Regions from separate parts of the Homo sapiens genome. Here region 2 is linked to region 1. A link is a loop called in an ENCODE intact Hi-C map of the cell type or tissue named here. Cell type or tissue: psoas muscle. All regions are shown on one strand.

What was found. Peaks named below come from ENCODE experiments on the same cell type or tissue, not always from the same donor. Only the 100,000 strongest peaks of a DNase experiment are listed, where the experiment ranks them.
Region 2: it touches region 1 in a loop (8-fold over the local background); 25 of 110 quality-filtered maps call a loop at or near these places.

Annotation. Positions count from the first base shown.
Region 1 is chr2:127,066,073-127,070,072 of GRCh38, forward strand. BIN1 (bridging integrator 1) reads right to left here. Exons shown (of 19, transcript NM_139343.3): 5 at 3,923-4,000; 6 at 2,852-2,959; 7 at 2,091-2,183. Among named protein-coding and RNA genes, the nearest start is that of BIN1, 39 kb to the right of the region's middle. RefSeq lists enhancers at 1,328-1,959, 1,960-2,590. In psoas muscle, a CTCF peak has its summit at 2,146 (motif pointing right); DNase peaks (open chromatin) are centred at 1,119, 2,139, 2,579, 3,189 and 1 weaker place; H3K4me3 peaks cover 875 bases; H3K27ac peaks cover 4,000 bases.
Region 2 is chr2:127,289,288-127,293,287 of GRCh38, forward strand. ERCC3 (ERCC excision repair 3, TFIIH core complex helicase subunit) reads right to left here. Exons shown (of 15, transcript NM_000122.2): 3 at 3,323-3,559; 4 at 937-986; 5 at 402-537; 6 at 50-214. Among named protein-coding and RNA genes, the nearest start is that of ERCC3, 2.9 kb to the right of the region's middle. In psoas muscle, no CTCF peak of the experiment used is centred here; no DNase peak of the experiment used is centred here; H3K4me3 peaks cover 644 bases; H3K27ac peaks cover 323 bases.

The DNA of each region.
Region 1 (4,000 bases):
CGGCCAGCCCCCTGGTGCAGCCTAGAGAGGATGCACTATCTCCCCAAAGTCAAGTTCCCAAGCAGGGCAGCCCCGGAGTCCCAGCTGTGCCATCTCACAGCCAGCCAGCTGCCCACAGGCCACTCCAAAGGCTCTCCAGCCTCCAGCCAGGTATGAGTGGGCTGGGGACAAGGAGGATGTGCTCAAATAAAGATGGGACCCAAATGGGACAGCTAGTTTGGCCAAAATGTGAAACACCCACAGCCCAGCACCCAAAGGTGTGATCACCTGCCTCACCCTCTCGCTGCTCCCCCAGGGTGGGCGTGGAGGCAGGCCCTCCCAGCATAATCCCAACCACACCTGTCCCAGGAGCCCAAAAGCAGTGGGCAGGCCCCATAGCCTCCTAAGAGGTTCTCCCATCCACAAAAAAATGTTTCACCTGTTTCAGGGAAAATTATTCAGAAACCCGGGCCCTCCGTCAGTAGTCCCATTCCCTTCTAGCCCAAGTGCTGAACTGACTGGCAGGGCATACCCACTCCAGCCCCTGGTTCCTCCTCTACCTCCAGAGGCAGATGAAGTCTCAGGCCTACTGAAGTCCCCCTAGGCATCACCCCCAGCCCCTGGTTCCCCATGGGCACCCTGACCTCAGGATGAGGCTGTCAACACTCAGTGTCTCCAAAGTCAGCCTTGGCCTAAAATAAATCAGGCAGCAGATCAGGTGAGAAACTGGACAGCCAGGCCAGGAGCAGTGGCTCAGGCCTGTAATCCCAGCACTTTGGGAGGCCGAGGCAGGTGGATCGCTCAGCCCCAGGAGTTCAAGACCAGCCTGGGCAACATAATGAGGCACAGTCTCTACAAAAAACGTAAAGATTAGCCAGGCACGGCAATGCGTGCCTGTGGTCCCAGCTACTCGGGAGGCTGAGGCAGAAGGATTGCTTGAGTTGGGGAAGTCAAGGCTGCAGTGAGTCATGATCACACCACTGCACTCCAGCCAGGGGAACGGAGAGAAACCCGTTCAAAAAAAAAAAAAAAATAGAAAAAGAAATTGGACAGCAAGCCATGCCAAGCCCACCCAGAGCTCTCCACGTCACAGGCACTCAATGAAGATGATGAAATCAAGAGGAGGCTCCGAAAAAATGGGGCAGCTGCCCAGAGAGAAACCCAACCTCCGGGGCCGGGCCCCTATCGCCAGCCTCTCGGGAATATGGAGAAGTGTGAGGGCCACATCCAGGCTGTGACTACACTGACCTGAAATGTGCCTCAGTTTCATTGGCGAGAAAACCACATGACCCACCTCTCACAGGGCACTGCATCCAGTGGTCCCTGGCCACACTGTAACCCATTTGGAGGGCAGGGGGCTGAGAAGACCATAGCCTCTATGGCCAGGATGGTGAGATGGCCCAGGAGTTTTGTAAAAAAGCCTCCTCCGGGAAGCCCCCCAGGAACACTGTGGTGCTGGTCACTTGCCCTCCATGAATCCCCAAAGGCCAAGGACCCATGCTTCCCCTCCACGTCTCAGCATCCCATCCAGACTGGAGGGTCCTCCCAGTAACTCCTCCAGAGTCACCACGGGGACCACAAGTCCGAGGAAAATGACGCAGGGGCTTCAGTCAGGAGAGCCCCAACCCTGCCCCTAACCGGCTCTGGGGCCCTGGGAGGAGGCTGTGATGTGCCTCTCTGGGCAGCTTTCTCTGCTCAGTAAATTCAAGATGATCTCAGAGTTGTCATGTGGCTTGAAGGACAGGCATGGCAGTACAGGGGCCTGATGATGTCGCCTCCCTCCCCAGAGGAGCCCTCACAGAGGACAATGGCTCAAAGGCATTCCTGGACCACTAGGATTTCAGAGGAGTCTCCAGGAATGACCACAGATGCAGCCACGGAGCGGGCATAGCTATGCCCCCACCCAGGTCACACAGAGCCCCTCAGCCGGTTCTTTGACCCCTACATTTGACTTCAGGTCTCCTCTGAAGCAGAGCTCTCCCAGCAGAGGCCTTTGAAAAACCCTGCCCCAGCTGGGCTCAGATGCCAGCCCTGCATTCCACCGCAGGGCGAGAGGACAGGACGACAGACCGGAAGGCGCCAGCACGTGCAAGGTTAGAAGCCAGTGTCACCTGATTTCGGAGCAGGTTAGTTTGAGCTACGAGATGAGCCTGCAGTTTGCCTTGGCACCACTGGGGGGCGGCTTTCTCAAGCAGCGAGACAGGCTGGGGTGGGGAGGTCAAGGCAAAGGAAGGTGGAGAGACCAGGGAGGTGGGGAGAGAGAAACAGAGACACACAGATTAAATGCAGGTCCACACGCCCCACGCGCGGGGGCCACCCCAAGCAGATATGGGCCCTTGAGGCCGAGAGAATTAGGGGGAGCCCGGGGGGTAAGGAAAGGGGGTGAACTCCAACTGCAGAGGCAAAAGGTGAGCGTGGTTAGCAGCACAGGGGGCCCAGCAAGCACGGCCCTGCCCGGAGGACGGGGCCACCCCAGCCCCTCACCAAAGGATGAGTGGGGCCAGCTCTGCACCTACTGGCTCGCTCCAGCCAGGGACAGGTCGCCTGGGATCGCGTGACGAATTCCACCCGGCTCGCCAGGCAGGGCGGCGCCGTTCCAGGGAAACCCAGGAGGCCCATTCTCAGGCTGGCAGGTGGCCTGGATCAGGGCTGAGGGGCCAGGGTGGCACGGGGGGCAGGAATGGGCCTAGGGTGGACCTCACCCAGGCACCCACAAGGGCCTCTCACTCACCGGCCTGGGCCCTGTATCGTCCCCACCCCCAGTTCAGCCACCTGGGGCCAGGCAGGAGGAAGCCTCCACCCTCGGGGTCCTAGACACCCGCCCTCTCTCAGCCCCCTGCAGACGCTGCCCCGACCCGCCTCCAGCCCTTACCTTGGCAATTTTGGCTTCATCCTTCTTTTTGGCAGTTTGAAGGGACTCGTAGTGGTGCCGGGCACTGTCGTAGTCCACCAGCTTGCGCCCCCGCTTGGCAATGCGTGACTGGGGCAGACAGAGGAGGGCACTAAGCGGGGCCTGGCACCCCTGCTGAGACTCCAGGTCCAGTGGATCCTGGAGGGACCCGCAGGGCGGGCAGGAGACCCCAGCTCCACAGGAACCCTTGAGCCCTTGTTGCTGGAACCCTCCTCGTGGCAGAGAGCTCACCCCCTCCTGGCCGTCCAGCCCCACTGTGTGAAACCACTTCCTTGCACATGAGCCCATGTGTCCGTGTCCACCAGCTGGTGACGTGTCAGCCAAGTCTTTTCCTTGGCCTGGCCCCTGGCTTCTCATCTCCACAGCCACCAACATCAGACTCAGGGAGCTTGAGGCATCTGCACTGGGGACCCCTGAGGCTAGCATGAGCATGACACCCCCATCCTGCCCACCAAGGGGATCTCGTCCAACCCAATGGTCAACCCAGGCTTCCATGTGCACGTTACCGGGGACCACTCGCCTCGGTGGATACCAGAGACACTGCCAGCTCCGAGCACCAACCCAGGCCTGGCAGAGACAGCAGGCTTTGCGAATGCACACAACCACACGCACACACCCACACATGTAGACCCAGACAACAGGTGACATGCACACATACCCTTCCAAGCACCCATGGTGTAAACACAGGGGACCTGCAGGCACACACATGTGTAGGCCCTACTCACCCTTCTACACCTTCCACAATCATATAGCCAGCCACTCCGCAGCAACACACACACACACACACACACACACACACACACGTGCCGTGAGGCTTCCTCCCATAGCCCTGAGACCCAAAGGGACAGGAAAGGAATGGGGGGCCGTGGGCTGGTGGCAGAGGGAGCAACCCCGGAGGGGTGAAACACCGGGCCAGGCGCTTCCTGCCTCCAGGACAGCCTCCTCCTGGCCTGAGCCGCACGTCCTAGGCCCTGTCCTCTCTCCAGTTCCCTCCAGGCCAGAGCAGGGCAGATCTGCAAGTGGGTCTCTCACCTTGATGTCGGGGAACTGGCCCAGGTACGTGTCCATGGTCAGCAGCGCCTGGTCCACCAGCTTCTGGTGGTAATCCAT
Region 2 (4,000 bases), 220 kb after region 1:
TCTAACAGCAGCTCAGTGAAGGAACCAGGAGGAAGGTACATTCACTAACCTGCTTGACTTCAAAAGACACTGTCTGTGTCTCTTCTTCTTCTTCTTCATCCTTGTCCATTTGCTCATAGAAGTCAAACAGGTCCATGGGGATGTCAGATTTACCCTGTGGATCTGTCACTCGGGAAGTGGAGGGCCCACCACTGCTTTCAGCAGTCTTAGAAATCTGTGAGAGAGGTAGGTGCTGAACGTGCACACAACATTTAATTCTGCTGTTATCAAGCAATGGGTGAAGTTGTAAAGGGTAGAACCAGCAGGGCTGCTAGGTTGTAAGTGCTGGGTTAAAGACACCTGAGAGAACTGAAATCCTAAATGCCTGCCCCCACCCAAGGGTGGCCCAGGAGTCCACATACGGCAGATTTGCTTGTGAAAGTCTCTGTGATGAGCTCAGTGGCCTCCCCTTCAGAGTTTCTTAAGCGGCATTCTCGGATCACGGGGTCCTGGAGAAGATGCTGGATTACATCAGGGTGGCAACTTTCAACGAAGTATCTGCAAGCAGGGGAGGAAGAAGGGGTCTACTGACCAGCAGGTACCTCCTGGAGATTCCACTGCTCATTCAATTAGATGGTCTGGAAATACAAGCCTCATGACTCTCCCCACAACCCTTCGCCAAATCTGTACCATGAGCTGCCGGCCATGATTTAACATATGAGGGTTGTGACTTTGAGGTCAAGTAGGCAGGGGCCTGAGCCCAGCTCCACTGCTAGAGGAAATACAGTGGCCAGTGGATGAGTTTCCAGTCTGGGCCACATCTCTTGTTTCTCTTCTCTTATCTGTGCTTCACAGAAAAGACAGCATAAACATCAGGTCCTTCCCATATCCCTTTATTCCTGCTGGTGCGCAGAAAGTGACAGTGCCTTGGGACAGGCCTGTCATGGAATCTCTTACCTGTTGTGCTTCAAGACCAGCTTGACTTTTCCATAGCTGACAGTACACAACTGCAAATACAGATAACATCCAACAGGTAAATGTGCAGCTAACTCAGAACACATTCATTACTGGTCACATCTTACACCTACCAACCAAGTGAAAAGTTCATTTTACTTTAGGGAAACCCAACTTGCAATCCTAAAGTGGTCAGATGTGCCTAAACTGAGCTTTTTCCATTGGCCTCTGCTTTCTGAGAACAAAATCTTCCTCTTGCCTGGGTAATTCTGATGCATATCCATTAAGTTATAAAACGCTGCTTAAAATCTTGCATTCTGCCTTTCCTCTCTATTCCCACAGCCCCCACCCTAGTCTAGAGAAGACCACACCAGTATTACTACAACTCCACAGAGTATGTGCACAGTAATTGCGGCTTAAATAAAATGCAAAGCCTCTTCACCAATGCTCCTATTTCCCCAAATAGAATGTAAGCATCTTGATGGCAGAGAATACAGCTTAAATCCTCCCAGGTTCCCAACCACCTTTAGGAAGGAATACAGTAGAGGCTGTGTGGCAACAATAAAAATTTGCCACTCAGGCCAGGCACGGTGGCTCACACCTGTAATCCTAGCACTTTGGGAGGCCGAGCCAGGTGGATCACCTGAGGTCAGGAGTTCGAGACCAGCCTGGCCAACATGGTGAAACCCCATCTCTACTAAAAATATAAAAATTAGCCGGGCATGGTGACGGGCGCCTATAATCCCAGCTACTTGGGAGGCTGAGGCAGGAGAACTGCTTGAGCCTGGGAGGTAGAGGTTGCAGTGAGCCAAGATCATGCCACTGCTATCCAGCCTGGGCGACAGAGCAAGACTCCGTCTCAAAAAAAAAGAAAAAAAAAATTTGCCAGTCAGACTTTGAGGGGCTGCCTATCCCCGCTGTTGTCCCTGATCCACCACTACAGTGCACCAACACCTACATCCCTGCAGGCAATTCGCAGCCAAGACCAGGCAGAGCCACAGTGTTGGTACAAGGTCCTCTCCTTGGGCACGCTTTCTTTTTTGTTGTTGTTCTGAGGCGGAGTCTCACTCTGTTGCCCAGGCTGGAGTGCAATGAATGGTGAGATCTCAGCTCACTTCAACCTCTGCCGCCCGGGTTCAAGTGATTGTCCTGCCTCAGCCTCCTGAGTAGCTGGGATTACAGGCACCCACCACCATGCCTGGCGAATTTTTGTATTTTTAGTAGAGACAGGAATTTCGCCATGTTGGCCAGGCTGGTCTTGAACTCCTGACCCCAGGTGGTCCACCCACCTCAGCCACCCAAAGTGCTGGGATTACAGGAGTGAGCCACTGCACCTGGCCGGGCACGCTTTCACATCACAGGAAAAGAGAGTTCTCTCCAGGACTCCTGCAGCTTCTCTGGGACTGGCTGCAGTACCATACTGAATTCCTGTGGCACTCTTCTGCCACTCCAGATCCCAAGGTCTGAATCTGACTCCTTTTGGATCAGCCAAAGGCAATGAAAGCCACTGTCCATCTCTTTTAAATGGCATTCACCCATCTCGCAGAAGAAACCTAGCATGTTCAACTATTAATCACATGGAACCCTCTTTGTTTTGTCAAAAACATCTGAAGTTGTTTTTGACTTTCCCTCATGGAACTTGTTGACTATTGGTCTCCTGCAGATACTTAGCTTTAGACAGAGTTTACCACCTGTGTTAGTCAGCTTGGGCTGCCATAATAAAATTCCAGACTGGGTGGCTTCAACATTAGAACTGTATTTTCTCAGAGCTGTGGAGGCTGAAAGTCTATGATCAAGGTATCAGCCGATTCAGTTTCTGGTGAAGGCTCTTGTCTATGGACCACCTTCCCATTGTGTACTCACATGACAAGAAGGGCAGGTGAGAGAAAGCATGCTCCGGTGTCTCTTCTTAGGAGGACACTAATCATAGCGGATCACGACCTCATTTAGTCTTAACTACTTTCTTACTCCAAATACATTACCATTGGATATTAGGTTTTGAAGACAAAATTTGAGGGGAACACACACAATTCAGTCCCCAGCACACTCACTTTGGGCTGCATTTCCAAATTCTCCCTGGCTACAATGGGCCTGAATTAGTAGCCCCTCTGTGTTAATACCCACAGCTGGGAGCGGCTCATGAGAAGCGTGGCCTCACCCAGAACACAATGCTGGATCCAGAGTGTAGCGGCTCATGAGAAGCATGGCCTCACCCAGAACACAATGCTGGATCCAGAGTGTAGCGGCTGGGGTAATCAGTCGTTATGCTCCCCACAGGAAATCTGAATGGCACATTCTCATGGCTGCCACAGGCTGACAACATGGAGCACCTATGCCTATTGTTACATTAGCAGGGCAGGTGGAATTGCTGGTCTCAGCTGTCACTTGCCTTAATAAACTGCATAATTCCATCAGGGACTCCAGTCTTGCTGAGCTTCCTGAGGTACTCGGTGATGTCACTGGTTTGCAGCCCAACGCTGACAGCTGCATACAAGGAGTAGGCAGTTAGTTTGTACTCATGCACATGGGTTGGTCGGCACACTGGCTCTGCAATAGCCACCAAGAAGTCTTGGGCATATTTGTAAACTGGAGAGAAGGCTTCCAAGAAGATATGGCCATCGGGAGCCTGAGAGATACCAAATGGACAAAACAGACAAGGAAACATGAGTTGCAGAGACTACTGGGCTCTTGCCCATATCATTATCAAGAAAGAATAAGCTGCCCAACACCACAGATATTCTTGCAAGCACTCCTTCAGACAACTGTGGGGCCTGTTACATTAATCAGATACAGAAGAGTAAAGAAAAATAGAAGAAAGTGTTTCCAAAGTCAACAGCTGTTTCCTACTATTCTGCACAGAGAAAGCCCATCTTACTGGCTATCCTCAAGTTACCTTTTGGCTAGATTTCAACTAAATGTATAACATTAATTATTTAAAGTAGAGCAAAAGCTTGCTACCGAACATGTCTTCCATTATTTGAGGAAACAAACTGTTACATGATAAATGCTATTTATTCGGCAGATAAAAGGATTCACTACATGGGGTAGGGCTGGGGAAGGAGTGAGA